Linked DNA regions of Homo sapiens: region 1 is linked to region 2. A link is a loop called in an ENCODE intact Hi-C map of the cell type or tissue named here. Cell type or tissue: mammary epithelial cell. All regions are shown on one strand.

What was found. A loop is a pair of places that touch in the nucleus more often than their neighbours do. Peaks named below come from ENCODE experiments on the same cell type or tissue, not always from the same donor. Only the 100,000 strongest peaks of a DNase experiment are listed, where the experiment ranks them.
Region 1: it touches region 2 in a loop (8-fold over the local background); 2 of 110 quality-filtered maps call a loop at or near these places.

Annotation. Positions count from the first base shown.
Region 1 is chr20:45,958,463-45,966,462 of GRCh38, forward strand. ZNF335 (zinc finger protein 335) reads right to left here. Exons shown (of 28, transcript NM_022095.4): 7 at 7,166-7,312; 8 at 5,276-5,528; 9 at 5,011-5,188; 10 at 3,608-3,720; 11 at 2,402-2,420; 12 at 2,154-2,270; 13 at 1,987-2,063; 14 at 1,746-1,906; 15 at 739-971. Among named protein-coding and RNA genes, the nearest start is that of ZNF335, 9.7 kb to the right of the region's middle. In mammary epithelial cell, a CTCF peak has its summit at 4,708 (motif pointing left); no DNase peak of the experiment used is centred here.
Region 2 is chr20:45,543,250-45,551,249 of GRCh38, forward strand. It overlaps EPPIN-WFDC6 (EPPIN-WFDC6 readthrough), which reads right to left and starts at 4,152. Exons shown (of 5, transcript NM_001198986.2): 1 at 4,018-4,152; 2 at 2,390-2,521. The coding sequence starts at 4,108. It overlaps EPPIN (epididymal peptidase inhibitor), which reads right to left and starts at 4,152. Exons shown (of 4, transcript NM_020398.4): 1 at 4,018-4,152; 2 at 2,390-2,521. The coding sequence starts at 4,108. It also overlaps a transcript of WFDC8 not described here. In mammary epithelial cell, a CTCF peak has its summit at 3,002 (motif pointing right); no DNase peak of the experiment used is centred here.

The DNA of each region.
Region 1 (8,000 bases), 420 kb after region 2:
GAACCCATGACTGTGTGATTCCAGGGCCTGTGATCTACCAGCAAGTCATGTGGTCCATCTTTCCAGGGATAGTGTGTCAGCTCACGTGGCAGAGACTGCTAGCTACCTATCCTGAGGCCATCCTCCTCTTCCCTCTTGCTAACAGAACTCTGATTTTCACCAGGGTGGCAATGTACCCAGCTCCAAGACATTTCTCAGCCTCCCTTGCAGCTAGGTAAAGTGTGGCCACATGACTAAGCAACGATCTTCAGGTGAAGTTCATGAGGAATGATGGATAGATGGTAGGTATCCTTTTTGCCTCTCCCCCATCCCTTCCTCCTGCTTCCTGCCTGGGATGTGGCTGGGAAGGCTGGTGCTCCTGCAGCTATACTGGACCATGAGGCAACTACAAAGATGAAAGTCATATGCCTGGGATGACTGGGCAAAGATACTGAGAACTTATTCCCTTACGACTGTATAATCACCGCACCAGCCCTAGACTGCCGACCTGTGGAATTCTTGTATAAGAGAGAATAAAAACTATGATCACAGTTAAGTTACTGGTGTTTCCATTCTCTATTACCAGCACTAGAAAGCCACCCTTACTCTAAGCTTAGGGCTGGCATATGTGTGACTCAGTGAGTTTTTACCACAGTCTCAAGAGGCAGGGATTATTTTGTTGCATCTCAATGTGCAAATGATGCTGGGGCTGGGAGAAGCGGCCTCACTCTGTCATCCTGACCCATGCCCCGACCTTACCTCAGGAGGTCCTGGGGAACTGGGAGGTGGTCCAGGGGCCGCACTGTGCTGCTGCTTCAGCTCCTCAATCTGCTGCAGAGAGAAGAAGGGGCGACGGCGGGAGGGGGGCTCCTCAGGGTGGCGCCTCCCCCATTCCTCGAAGCTGCTTGCGTGTCGGCACCGTACGTGCAGGCGCAGGTTCTTCTTGTGCCGTGTGCTGAAGTGGCAGTACTCACAGGCGAAGGGCTTGGCCCCTGGAGGCACATGTTGGGGCATGCTTAAGTCTGCCCGTCCCTAGCCTACCCCCTCCAGGAATCCTTTCTTGACCCTAAGGATCTCTCCAACTGACTGACTTCCAGCGATTCATTCCCGTATGTAGGCAAACACATGCCACTGTCCATTCTGGTGGCCCAGGACAGAAATGAATCAGGGCCGCCCTCTGCACTCAAGAGCCTTCCTGTGCCTACCTATTTGCAAAGTCATGTGACTACAAGCTCCTGTGGGTCATCACAGGACTCTGGCTAAGGGAACCCCTGGCTCCTTTTCTGTAATCGCCCCTAGTGTGCTGACCAGGGAGCTAGGCACCAAAGAAACAATGTTTGCAGTGCAGCTTCTGTGGGCCAAGCCAATGGCGTTGCTTCTGCAGCTTCATCTGCCAAGGCAGGGTCTGGAAGAGCCTCCTCTCCAGCCCCAGTGCCAGCACACACAAGGCTCAAGGAACAAATGGAACTTACTTTCATCATAGCCATATGGCAGGCACTCTGATTCCCCCATTTCATAAATATGGAAGGCTCGGAGAGGGCAAGCGACCGGCCCAGAGCCATCCAGAGAACAACCAGCCAAGCAGGAACCCAGGCTCAGGTTAGGGTGAATACGCCTATGGGAAATTCTCTTTACACTTGAAGGACTTGGGCTGTTCTGTGGCTGGGGCTACCGAGGGGGAAGGAAGAGGATGGGAGCTAAGCCTCTGATCAGGGGTACAGGGCACTGAGGGCTGGTGAGTGGGGCTGGGGTGTGTCCAGCCTGACCTGTGTGCTTGACAGCCACATGGGACAGCAAGAAGTCCTCTCGGAAGGTGCGGTAGGGACAAAAGCTGCATTTGAAGGGCTTGTCACTGACGTGGGACAACTGGTGGTTCAGCAGTGCCTTCTTGTCTTCACAAACAAACTCACAGAACTCACACTTGAACCTGGAGGCGGTTAGAGGGAGGGAAGCTCAGTAATGAGCTGGGGACTGCTCCCGTCCCCAGGGGCCTCCAAGGGGATGTACCTGCGGTTGGCAACAGCCTGGATGTGCGTGAGCAGGTGCATTTTGAAGGTGTAGCGCTTCTTAAAGGACTTTCCACACTGTGAGGGGTGGAGAGCAGTGAGATGGCGATCACCCTCCATCACCCAGGGGAGGCCCTCCTCTCAGCCCCAGCCCTGGCTCCCACCCACCTTGTCACACATGTGGGGCTTCTCAGTGCTGTGCGTCTTCATGTGCTGCGTGAGTCTTTTCTGCATGGGGTACACACGGCCACACACAGGGCAGGGGAAAGAGCTCAGCTTTGGAGTCTAGGAAGGCATAAGAAGGGGCCAGATGGAGAAAGAAGTGGAGGAGGGAGGATAAAACCTCCCCTCTTGTCCTCACCCCCATAAACAACCCCCGGGCAGGTTCCCTTCCCAGGCCAGCACGCCAGACTCACCGGATCTGGCCTCTTCTTCCTGTGGGGAAAAGGCCGAGGAATTAGACCAGAGCTTCCCCAAGCCCACTCTAGACCCTCTCACACTGAACAGACCCAGCCTCAGCTATGAGCCTACTCCCTGCCAAGGCCCCTTTCTCTTAGAATAGTGCTTCCCCAGCTGGAGTTCACTGGGGAAAACGCTAAGGGGCACGCTGTAAATAACATATTCTGCACTCAAATATATTTGTGAAATGGTACATTCTTTCTGTCTGTCAATCACAAAATGTTACTTGCATATTAAAAGCTCTAAGGATCAGTTAAGGCCCGGAGTTTGAGACCAGCCTGGGCAACATAACAAGACATCGTCTCTACAAAAAAAAATTAGTAAATAATAAAAAGTTAGCCGGGTGTGCTGGTTAGCACCTGTAGTCCCAGCTACTCGGAAGGCTGAAGCAGAAAGATCGCTTAAGCCTGGGAGGTTGAGGCTGCAGTGAGCTGTAATTGTGCCACTCTATTCCAGACTGGGTGACAGAGTGAGACCCTGTCAATCAGTCAATAAAAGCTCTAAGAAATCCTGCAGGAAAGAGGTGTTGAACAGCTCTGCAAGCTGGTGAACCTACACTAATCTTACTTAGCCACAGAACCTTTTTTTTTTTTTTTTTTCATTTAAAAAAAAGAAACCTTAAAGTATCTTGGGCTGGCTTTTCCACACACACAGCTGGAGCTACTGTCCCAGGGGATCTGTCTCCAACCTCTGCTCACACACCACCTCTCATGAAGCGAACTCCTTCCTGAAGCTCGGGATCGAATTATAATCCTGTGAGCAATCATTAGGTGCATAAGAACTTGTGTTTCTCTGTCTCAGGTGCACTCTCAGCCCTGTGAGAGATGAGTAGGATCTGGAGTCCAGAAGATCTTGGATCATTTACTGAACTCCTTTAGGTACACAATTTCCTTCAATCCCTTCAACAACTGTCCCCGTTTGATGAGAAACTAAAGCTCACAAGAGGTAAGAGGCTGAGCTGGGGACCTCAAGGCCTGGTACTGTCCTGTTCTAAGCCAAATGAACTGGGGTGAACTGCCTTTCTGCTCATGCCTGTAGTGTGCAGCAAATGGGGCTGGCTCAGAGCAGGAGCACGGTAAGTGGGAACCATGGTTATCCCGGGCCTCCACTTCCCCACCCAACCTGGCCTCTCTTGCCCAGGTCCCTCCCACCCCCACACTGACCGGTCCCGGCTGTGCACAGCGGCGTGCCGAATGACGTCCTTCCGGTAGACACTGGTGTAGCTGCACTCGTCACACTTGTAGGGCTTGCTGCCCACGTGGTTGAACATGTGCTCCTGGGAGACAGACAAAAGGATGGTGGGCTGGGGCTTGGCCTCCTCTCCCATCCCCGTCCCCACCATGCCTGTGGCCACAGTCTTAGGGTTGCTGCGGGAGCAGCTCACAGAACACAGGCATGTGGACAACACACCCCGACGCAAGGGTCAAAACCTAGGAAGGCCCGGGGACTGTCCCCAGCGAGAGCACCCACTCTGTGCCAGGCTCTGTGCTGGCTCACAACTTGACAAAGAAGGAACCTGAGTCTCAGGGTGGAGGGACCTTGCGATGGCAGAGCTTGGAGCTGAAGCCAGGCAGCATGGCGCCGCAGCCTCCACCTCTCCCACTGCGTCACGAGACATCTTCTCTGCAGAACCCACATAACAGCCCACAGCACAGCGTGCACAGAGCACAGGGGCTCGCTCTGACCACCGTGCCCGGAAGTACCCTCTCCCACAGCTGCCAACTTGCACATTGGCCAGGCCGAGCCACAGTTTCCTGGGGGTCAGTAGAATGGGACTATGGACACCTACGACCTCATTGGGCTGCAATAAGGATTTAATTATCCAGTTACTGCATAAAAGGCTCAGGGCTGCTGCAGGCCACATGGTAGCTTGTGTTAAGGAGAAAAAGGAACCGTTTTTTTTTTTTTGTTTGTTTGTTTTTTTGAGACAGAGTTTCGCTCTTGTTGCCCAGGCTGGAGTGCAATGGTGTGATCTTGGCTCACTGCAACCTCTGCCTCCCGGGTTCAAGCGATTCTCCTGCCTCAGCATCCCAAGTAGTTGGGATTACAGGCATGCACCACCATGCCCAGCTAATTTTGTATTTTTAGTAGAGATGGGGTTTCTCCATGTTGGCCAAGCTGGTCTCAAACTCCTGACCTCAGGTGATCCACCTGCCTCAGCCTCGCAAAGTGCTGGGATTACAGGAGCAAGCCACTGCACCTGGCCTAAAAGGAACCCTTTTCTTGAGACACATGACTGCCATCTGCTGGAAATCTTTCTAACACATGGAATCAGATGAAAACAGTTTTATGGCGTCTGTGGTGGTGAAGATATGCTGCCACTGTGCACTGTGCCGCCTGCAAAACCGCCTGTGGCAGCCCTTCCCAGCCCCTCCCCACATTCCCGCAAGCTCTGAGGAGCTGAGCGTTCTTCGGTACGCCAGTGAGCCAGACACGCGTTCTGAAGAGCAGCAGGAGAGCGTGACCCAGAATGCTCTGTGACTCCATTCTCCCTCAGTGGCACCAGCTGGCCTCTGCTTGCCTTCTTCACCCTCCCATGAGCCCCAAGCCTCTTTGGCTCCCGCACCTTGAGCGAGGACCAGCGGCGGGAACGATAGCTGCACTGCAGGCACTTGAAGAGCTGGGGATCGCCAGCCTCATGGGAGTTGACGTGGAAGCGCAGGTCCTCGTGGGACAGAAAGCGAGAACCACAGATGCGGCACAGGAAGGGCCTCAAAAGTGGTTTGGGCGACTTGTAATAGTACCTGCAGGATGAGAGTGTGGCGGAAAGGTCTGGTGGGGTTGGTGGCTTAACCACATGCATGCCCCACCCTCACCTCTGCTCCACATACTTGCGGTATTTCTTGCCTAGGAAGCGCCTGGAAGGTCGACCTCGGCGCCGGGGCAGAGTGTCATGCTCATCCGGGCAGGAGGGGGCTGCGTTCTCTGCATCTGACTGGCTCACACCAGCTTCCACAGGGGTCCTGCTCACCTTGCCCATGGCCACCAGGTGTCCTGGGCCTGAGGAGCTGGGAGCCTCGGGATCCTGTGGCTCTGGAGGGCTCTGTCCACTCTGGGAACTCACTAGAGGCTCTCCTTCCACACCTGCCACGGACATGCCAGGTCACAAGCCAGCCACTGACACACCAGGACAGACGTGGACAAGTGGGCCAGAGGCCAGCCAAAATATCCTCCCACCCACTCATCACAGACCACTGATGGGTGCATTGAGTCACATGACACAGACAGCCTGTGGTTAGAGGGCAGCATGGATACTACCGCCCAACAGCCGACATTCTGTCAGCACAGTAGGACCTGGCCTGGATTAGAGCAACGGCGAGAGCTGGGACCTCCCAGTCAGGAGACCTGGGTTCCAGGCACGGCTCTGTCACTGACATGCTGTGCACCTACAGACAAAGCCATTCCTCTCCCGGAGTCTCATTTGCCCCATTTATCCAAGGGAGGCCAGAATGGCGGCTTTGGTGACTTCACAGAACAATCTAAGGCTCGGGAAGCAATAGGAGTGCTTTAACACTGGCATTCCCCAGGGAGGTCAGGCAGCTGGAGGGCTGATGGGAGGGAAGGAGGGAGATGTGACTTCCATGCTTGCAAACCATTTGGACAATCTAAATCTGTTACCTCTTCAAAAACATTGACAGTATTTAAATATTAAATATGTACTAGACAAATTAACAATACAGACAATGCAGGTAATGTTCTGCTTCTTGACTGGGTTATACAGGTGCTTGGTTACACAGGTGTGTGCACCTTGTGAAAACTCATTGACCTGGGCAGAATATGTGTAACTTTCCATACATATGTGCCTCGGTAAAAAGGCCTTTTTGAAATAGAGACTAAAGAATACAATAGGCCAAGTGCGGTGGCTCACGCCTGTAATCCCAGCACTTTGGGAGGCTGAGGTGGGCAGATCACCTGAGGTCAGGAGTTTGAGACCAGCCTGGCCAATATGGTGAAACCCTGTCTCTACTAAAAAAATTAAGTCGGTGTGGTGGTGGGCGCCTGTGATCCCAGTTACTCAGAAGGCTGAGGCACGAGAATTGCTCGAACCTGGGAGACAGGGGTTGCAGTGAGCCGAGATCATGACGCTGCACTCCAGCCCGGGCAAGAGTGAAACTCTGTCTCAAAATAATAATAATAATAATAATAATAATAATAATAATAATACAACAACTCTCCAACCATAAACAGCTGCCACTGTACTCTTTTGTGTGTATTTAACCCTTAAGCAATCCTAAAAGGCATGCTGCTATAACCTCCATGCATAAATAAAGGGACTGGAGATTTAAGCTCCAAGTCACACAGACTGCAGGCGGCAGAGCTGGTGCTCACACCACGGCTGGGTCCTTTCTGTCCCCAGCCAGTAATGCTCCGAACCAGGGCTCCTCTGATAGTCCCAGGCCTCAGACTTATTCCTCTCTTCTCATTTCAGTAATATTTAAAACTTATCTTACGCATTCAGTGATAAAGTCCCAAATTTCTCTTTTGCTATGACAAATTGTGGTGAAAGGCATTTCCATAAAGCTGAGAGAGTTTCCTGAGTCAGGGTTTCTTGAGCTTGAGTCTTTGAGGGCTTTCCCCTTTCCCTGGAGGCCTGCAGGTGACCCGGTTTGAGACAGCTGCCCTGCAGGGCACACTCAGTCCCCAGAACTCCACAGAGACAAGCAGGGAGAGAGGCCACTCCTGACCCACCCACACGAGCCCCTCCCAAGACCAAGCCTCACCATCTGGGAGGTCTGAGATCTCCAGGCGGGGCAGCTTCCGGGGCCGGCCAGGTCTCCTTCGGGGCCTTGGGGTACTGGGGGTGGGGCGCTGGAGCCGAAGCTGCCGGCCTCGGGGCTCATCCTCAGCTGGATTATAGTCGCTATCCTCTGTGGGGGACAGTAAAGTTGGTGAACAGTGAGTGGCGGGACCTGCCCTTTCAGCCCTGACCCCTTGCCCAGCTCACTTCCCTACCCCTGCATACTCCTCCTCCAAGCCCACAGCGATGCCTCCTCCAGAAAGCCCTCCTGATCTCCTCTGGCTGACTTGGCGTTCCTGCCCTGAGCCCCTGAAGTTCTTTCTCTACCCTTCCTGGCACCTACCACTAGCTCATAAAGCACCTTCATGTGAATAGGGAAAAGGCAACCCTTCCTCCAGACACTGTACAGCCAGTTAGAAAAAAGTTTAAATAAACATTGAAGTCCACAAACTCTACGGCTGCCCTATCCAAAACAGCTGCCACCAGCCATATGTAGCTATTGAGCCCTTGAAATATGCCTAGTCCAAACTGAGATATAATTAAGTGTAAAATAATGAATTTCAAAAAATTGGTATTAAAAAACTCACCAATAATTTTTTTTTTTTTTGGTATTTTAGTAGAGACAGGATTTCACCGTGTTAGCCAGGATGGTCTCGATCTCCTGACCTTGTGATCCATCTGCCTCAGCCTCCCAAAGTGCTGAGATTACAGGCGTGAGCCACTGTGCCCGGCCAAAACTCACCAGTAATTGTTATGATGACTGCATACTGAAATATTTTAGGGCCAGGCACAGCCGCTCACACCTGTAATCCCAGTGC
Region 2 (8,000 bases):
CCAAAGATTGCCAGCAAAGCACCAGAAGCCAGGGGAGAGCAATGGAACATGCTTCTTCCCCATAACCCTGACAAGGAACCAACCATGCTGACACCTTGATCTCGGACTTCTAGCCTGAGGAACTGTGAGACAATACATTTCTGTTGTTTAAGACTCCCAGTCAGTGGTGCTTTGTTATAGCAACTCTACCAAACAAATGCAGGTCCCAACTAAATAATGCTTACACAGTTCCATTTGGGTAAATCTCCACTGCTAAACAATTAGATCCTGTTGATTTTTACCTCCTAATAGCTCACCTCTCTGCCAGTCTCTTTAATATAAGCCTCAGTGTCTCATGCCTGGACTGTTGAGGTGACCTCAGATTGATCCCCCTGCCTCCATTCCTGGCCCCTCCAATCAATCCTTCATGCTTCCCACCAGAGAGAAGGATCTGATGGATCTGAGAGCCAGGCTTATCATGTCATTGCACAGAGAAGACCTACCTTCACTCTATGACAATGTCCTCCCATGACCCACAAGGCCCTTCATTGTCTGGCTCCTACTGTGACGCTGGCCTCCTCTCCTGCCGCAGAACCCCTTTGAGCCACATGCTCCAGCAGTACTCAACACACCGTGCTACCTCTATACCTCCATCCCTTTGCACTGCTCACAGTGACACTCTTCTTACTTCAAAACCTTTCTCAGACATCAACTGCTGTGATGTCACTCTTGACCCCATTCTACATTCCTCACTGCCACACCTTGCTTCAGAGTCTTGTGCATTCATTTTTCATTTGTTTATATCTTCAGTCTCATCCCTGAGGCTGTGAGTTTCTAGTGAGCAGGGAGTGAGTTTCTAGTGTATCTGCTTTCATCTTGGCATCCCAATTCCTAACAGGTAGCCTGGCACAGTACAGAACCTTATGGAACGTTGAGGATAAACGAAATGTATCCTGATCTGAACTGAATAAATTATTCATTGAGCACCTATTATGTGCTCAATGCTTCAAGGAACAGAGAAAAGGCATGATCTCTGCTATTTAGGAGCCCTTAGCCAAGAATTACAAATAAGCGAATAGGTATCAGGTGGCTACTGTGTGCCAGGCATAACTCTAATCACATCATGCAGATCAATTGGATCCTCAAAATAATCTTTTACACTGATCCTTTTATTATCTGAGGAAACTGACTCACAGTGAGGGAAAGTTGTTAATTTATCCAAGACAAAAAGGCTCGTAAAAACTGGAGGTAAGAGTTGAACTCAGGATGGCTGAATTCAGAATCCTTACCTGCTGGCATATGAGTGACTTAGCCCCCTAACCTGCCCACTCTACTTCTCTGTCAAGTCCTGTTCACTTTGCCTCCTATGTCCTACTCTTTCTTTCAAGCAGGTCCTACTCTTCTTCATCCCCTCAGCTACCTCTAGTTCCGGCCACCATTTCTATCATCTTGAAGTCCTTTAAGATACTCTGTTCCTCCTATTTTAAACTCGATAGATGTAGTATGAACCTGGTCATATGATGCCCCGCCTCGGTGGATTGCCATAGCCCTTGGGATCCAGGCAAGACTCTTTAATCTGGCCCACCATACCTGAATTGTTTGATCTCTGCCCACCCAGAATCTGTTTTCCTTGTACCATGCTCGTGCTCACTCTGCGTTCTGGACTCCCAAGGCCCCACCACTGAGCCTTTGTGCATGCTACTGCCTGTGCCTGGAAAACCCCTCCACCCACTTTTTGCCTAAAACATTACCCATCTTTCTCAACTCAACCCCAGATTTTCTTTCTCAAAGAAGGCAATCCCAACCCCCCTGACCACACTGAGACCAAATCCTATTGTGGGTCTCAGAGGCACTCAATCAGTATTTGTTGAATGAATAAAAACAGAATCTTTGATAGTCTTTTTGCATCCCAGGGTGATGGGCATGAAACTAAGATGCAGCAGAAAGGAGAAACCCTCTGTTCTGGAGCAGTCAGGAGAGGCGTTTTGGTGCAAAGTTGGATTTGTGTAGGCAGAGAGGTGGTCACTCCATAGCAAAAAAGTTGGGAAATATAAATTGCTTAATTTATCACTTGCAGCATATGTTAGGGCAACGATGGCCACCTGGGAGCTCAAAAAATTATAAGAGTGACAGGTATCCAAATAGCCAAAAGAATCTGATTCAATGCCACTGATTCACCAATGATTTGTTCTGGGAAACTGAGTCTCAGACATTACCTGATAGGATAAGGTCATTCCTAATGGCACACACCATATTTGGCACAGTAATGAATCTAAATCGCAGGTCTCCCAAGTCCAGCAGTTTTGCCAGAGACCAGCCCTCAGCGATCAGGGCACAAAGCCAGTCCAGGAAGGCAGAAGGTGAGGACAGGGGGAGGAGGGGTTGGTTATTCTGCAGCTCTGAATATTACCTTGTTTGAGATCTAAACATTTTTTTCCGCAGCTGAAGACACAACACTTCTTGTTGTCCTGGCATTGTCTGTCCTTTGTACACACATCCCTTTCTTGGAATTCACATTCTTCTCTGATTTTGGGACATCTCCCTAGGGAAAGAGCGGTTTTACACCCGTGTGCCTTAGAGAGCATAGTGTCTCCCCACTTTGCCAGACACAAGGCAATTCTAGAGAGTCAGGGAAGTTTGCTTTCAGTTTGCTTGCCCCCAGGAGTTCTTTTCCTCAGGGCAGCCTCACTCATTTCCCTACTGCCTACACCCCCACCACTCCCCAGTGACCTCTCCTCCCTCTATTCCCACCCCCCAGCTCCATCCCATCTAAGGCAGAATTTCTCAACCACTGGTGATATTTGGGCTGGATAATTCTTTGTTTGGGGGGCTGAACTGGGGATTGTAGGATGTTTAGCAGCATCCCAGGCCTCTTCCCATCAGAATCCAGTAGCACCCCTGATTGTAACAACTGAAAATGTCTCCAGGCACTGCAAAGGTCCCCTGGAAGGCAAAATCACACCATTGTGGGCCACTGATGTAAGCCAATGCGGTCTTTTTGGCCTTGTTGAGGAATCCATGTTTGGAAGTTCCTCTAGGTGGTAGTATTATACAGCAATTAGTATCACTTACCCCGGAGCCAGTTTAGATTTTGAATTCTGACTTGGTCTGAATTCTGACCCTCTCTGAACCTTGGTTTCATCATCTGTAAAATCATTTTGCCCTTACGGATTTTGTGAGAAAACAATGAGACAAAGTATATAAAGCCCTAATCAAAGTAACTGATGCACAGTCATATTATCTAACATTTGCTAAGTATTTACCATAAGCCGAGCACTCTTCTAAGCATTTTAAATGTATGATCTCATTTAATCTTTATAATTGCTCTATGAAGGAAGTTCTATTAATATCCCCATTTTACACATGCGGAAACTGAGACCCATGAAATTTAAGTAACTTGCCCAAGATTACAGGGCTACCAAGATTTGAACCCACTAAGTCTGATTCCAGATCCCTCTGTTGTTTTAGAAATCCCTTTTCAGAAATCCTTACTTCCTGAGTGTTCAGCAAATGATACCAATGATCATTGTTACATTATAGTCATGGAATTAATATTCCACAACTAATGTGTCTTAAGTTTAAAGAGACTTCTGGATGCTGTCCTTTATCTCAAAGTTAGGGAACCCCTAGGGATACAGGGACACTTTATGGGACTACATTTGAAAGAACCAAGAGTGGATAGAGATGATGCCTCAAGGAAGGGGCCTGTTTTGCTTGTGGGGTAAGGAGAAGGTCCCTTGGTTTCCCGGATTCCTGTAGCGACTCCCCTGAAAGCTAGATCCTGTGACTCTCCTCCACCTGCTTGATAAAGACCCTCCACTTCAAAGGAGCTGAAAGTGGGGATTGCCTAAGTTGGGGTTACTGCATTCCCAGAAGGAATCTTACACAGGAGGGATCTTACAAATATCTCTCTCCTCTCCCAACCCGGGACCTGGGCTAAGATGGTGGAAAGCAACCCACATCTGAAGAGTTCTTCCCTGTTCCTTCCTCCCAGCAAACTCCCCTCTCTCTAGGGTAAGGGCTGAGGCCAATACTTACTGGGAAATAACCAATCAGTCAGACCAGGTCCCTGGACATTCGCTAAGAGGACGAATAGCACCAGGAGGCTCAAAAGTCCAGAAGATCCCATGTTGAAGAGAGGCCAGCCTTTCTGGTGGTTCCCGAATTTGGAATGCTCAGCTGCTGCACCTTGGATATAAGAACTGGAGACAAGCCAGCCACCCCCTTTCTTGCTGGGAACACTAAGTTCCCAAGGTCACAAATGGGACTAACTGGCACCCACAGCTCACAGCTTGGGAGGAAGGGTCTCTTATTGAATGGATCTTGATCCTTACACCCCTAGGCTGCACTGGGCTGGGGGCTCTAGTCAACCACAGGGAGTGGGCAAAGCGTGTCTCCCACTTTCCAGGCTACCTTCAGAGTGAATGCCACCATCTTGGGTCTTCATCTTGATAACTTGGAGAGTGGTGGAATGTCCTCATTCTTCATTCATTTTCCATCGTACGTGCACACTTACTAGCACACTCCTTCTGCTTGTCTCTGACAATGTGTCTCTGTCGGTCTCTTGGTATCTCATTGTTTATCTGTGCCTCTCTGTGCCTAAGTCTACTGTTTCTCTTTCCCCATGGTCTCTGTGTTCCTTTCTCCCTCTCCCACAGTTTCCTCCCATCCTTCTGTCTTTTATTGTATCTTTGGTTCACTCATATTCGTTGACTAAGGCCAAAGAATACAGATTTGCCACAGAGCAGGGTGTAGGGGAGGAATCAGGCTGATAGCAGAGTCTTCAGAGAATGTTTCTCAAAGTTTTGTTGCTCTGAGAGCAAGAGAGGATATCAGAGCTTAGAGGGAGCCTTTATCATCACTGCCAGCTCCTTGATGTCTGAGGAACTATGAAGTGAAGGGACTTGCCTGGGAGACTGCAGTGGAATAAAGTTCAGTAACACAGCAGACTTTGGGGATTCTAACTGGGCTGCTAGAGGAGCTGTGGGAAAGAGGTGCTGGGGAACTTGGACAGCTTTCCTTTCCTACAGCCATGGAATCTACACTGGCCACTCAGCCAGTCCTGGGAAGAAGAGAGACACTCTTTACAGAGTAAATGTTATCCCGAGGGCTCCCGTTTTCTTCTCTAACTAGGAGTTACCCTTTTGGGCCAAGTTTGTTCTCCAAATTTTCCTACATGACAGACAGAGGCCAGACAAAGACAGCCTTATTATCAGAGAGTGACTATATGGTCACAAAATTTAGGATCACAGACAGCCGCCGTAAGAATCCCATGCCACCAACTTGACAATCTCACTTGAAGAGACTACCGAATCAAATTTTTCTTTTCTTTTTTCTTCTTTTCTTTTCTTCTCTTTTCCTTTCCTTTCCTTTCCTTTCCTCTTCTCTTCTCTTCTCCTTTCCTTTCCTTTCCTTTCCTTTCTTTTCTTTTCTTTTCTTTTTTTTCTTTAAAAACATTCTTGCTCTGTCATCCAGGCTGGAGTGCAGTGGCACAATCTCGGCTCACTGCAATCTCCACCTTCCCGGTTCAAGCAATTCGTGCCTCGACCTCCCAAGTAGCTGGGATTACAGGCATGCACCACCATGCACAGCTAATTTTTGTATATTTAGTAGAGATGACGTATCGCCCTTGGCCAGGCTGGTCTCCACCTCCTGGCCTCAAGCAATTTGCCCACCTAAGCCTCCCAAAGTGTTGGGATTACAGGCATGAGCCACCGTGCCTGGCTAGAATTTCTAATGAATGAGTAAGACGTCGTAAGCAGTGCTGTTTCACTCATTTCATTTCCCATATTCTCACAAACTCAGCCCAGGAGAGAGTGAAAACTGGAATATCTAAGTGGAAGGGCTCTGAGGGACCATCAAGCCCTATTTCTCAATTTATAGATGGGAATCATAAGGCCCAGAGAAGTGAGGATGCTGACTAAATGTCACCCAGCAAGTGAGTGTCAGAAATAAGATTAAGAGGGAGCTGAGCACACAAGTTCTTGCCAGAGGACACCAGGGCATGTTTTGATGTTGGTGTGGATATAATATTTTCTTGTAGAGTTGAAGGTAGAGAGGAAGGGTGAGTCTAAAGGAATGAAGTAATGTCTTTAGTGGAGACAGAGGCTGAACACCCACAAAGTGAAAGTCAGTAAATTTCTTTTTTTTTTTTTGAAACGGAGTCTCACTCTGTCACCCAGGCTGGAGTGCAGTGGCGCAAACTTGGCTCACCAAAGTCAGTAAATTTCTAAATGGTACCCAGGGTCCCCAATTAAGGCTGCATTTTTTCGTAAATTTTATTGAAAATAAATTAACTATCTTTCTGGTTGCTTCATTCCATTCTGTCTTGCCTAATTTTCAGGCCCATCCAAGCATCTCACTTTCCAAGCAGGTGAAATAAAATTTATGTCTTTGGGACTTGGGATAAATCATGGTTTTGGCCCCTTCTCTCCAATAATTTCTTGGAGAAGGCTGGGTAAGGACCCACCTGGGGTTTTGCCTCTCCTTTCTTCATCCTTTCTCATTGAGGGCATGGTGCCCTACCTCTGCCTCCAGGCCAATTCTCTCCCAGGAACAATCCTGTGCTTAGAACAGGGGACTCCAACGAGAACCAACAAGATCAGCCTCTACCTGGCACCTCCTGCTTTTTCATTAGCCCAAGATCTGTCACATGGACTGATTCTCTGTCACTGGCTTCCTATGTTGTTCCCTCTGCCTCTAACTCTATTACTAAGTTACATGTTTGCTCCCCCAAGTAAGCTCTGAACTCCATTAAACAGGTCTGTGTCTAGAACGCAGTGCTTAAAACATGAATAGGCCCCAAATAAACACTCAGTACATCTTGCTGGAAGAGCAAGGTAGGTGGGGGGGATTGGTAGGTGTGTGAATAGGTAGGTAGCTATGTGGATGGATGGGTGGCTGGTAGAGTGTGATAAGTGGGAAGATGGTTGAGCAGGGAGAGGGATTAGTGAGGAAAGCATGGATGTTTGGGTACATGAATGCATGGATTATGGATGGGTGGATGATTGGGTGAATAAGTGGATTGGATTGAATATAAAGATGGATAGGGTAGTGATGGGATATGTGGGCCTATTGATGGAGGCTGTTTGAATGAAAGGTGGAAGAGTGCATTGGTAGGGGGATGGAGGGAGTTAGGTATAGAAATGATGAATATGTATTTTGATGGGTATGAAAGAGTGTGTGCATGTGTGTGTGTGCAGAGAAAGGGGGAAGAGAGAGGTCAATAATAGGAAGATGAATTAAAGGCTAGATGGGCAAGTGGGTCTGTAGAAGAAAGATGAGTAAGAAAAGTAAGTGGATAGACATATGGAGTAGGCAAATAGCTAAGTTGAAAAGTGTGTCAGTGGAAGGAAAGGAGGGATAGGTGAGTGGGGATTGGGTATTTGCATATGTGTTGAGTGAATGGATAGGTGAGTAAAGGGATTGAATAGTTAGTAAATAGGTGGGTGGAAACATGAATGTACAAATGAAAGCATTAACCAAAGTTAAAGATATAAAAGAATTATATAGAGAACAATTTATGCTACTCTAAAGTAATACATGTGAAAATATAGGAAAAATGGATCAATTTTACCAAAATACAAAAGACCAAAATTTGCAGAAGAGGAGGTAGAAAACCTGCAGACTATAAGATGAAATATTTAAAAATTACTAAAATATACCACTAGAAAGAACCTGATCTAGATGCTTTTGGAGCTGAATTTTGGTAGCCTTCAAAAAATGCTGAATTGCTATATTATGTAAAATATTTCAGAGCATAGAAAAAGTAGCTAGGTTTCCCAATTAGTTCCCATACTCATTTTTTGAAAGTAATATGACCCAAATAGAAAAAACAAATTTAAAAAGACCTATTTTTCTTTTGACTATAGATGTGAAAATTCAAACTATACTATTAGCTAAAAAGAACCAATAATATATTGATACAGCAGTCTGCAATTAAGTTTATTAAGAATGCAAGGATGGCTCAAGAAAATTTAGTAATTTATTATGCCAACAAATTAGAAGAGAAAAATCATTAT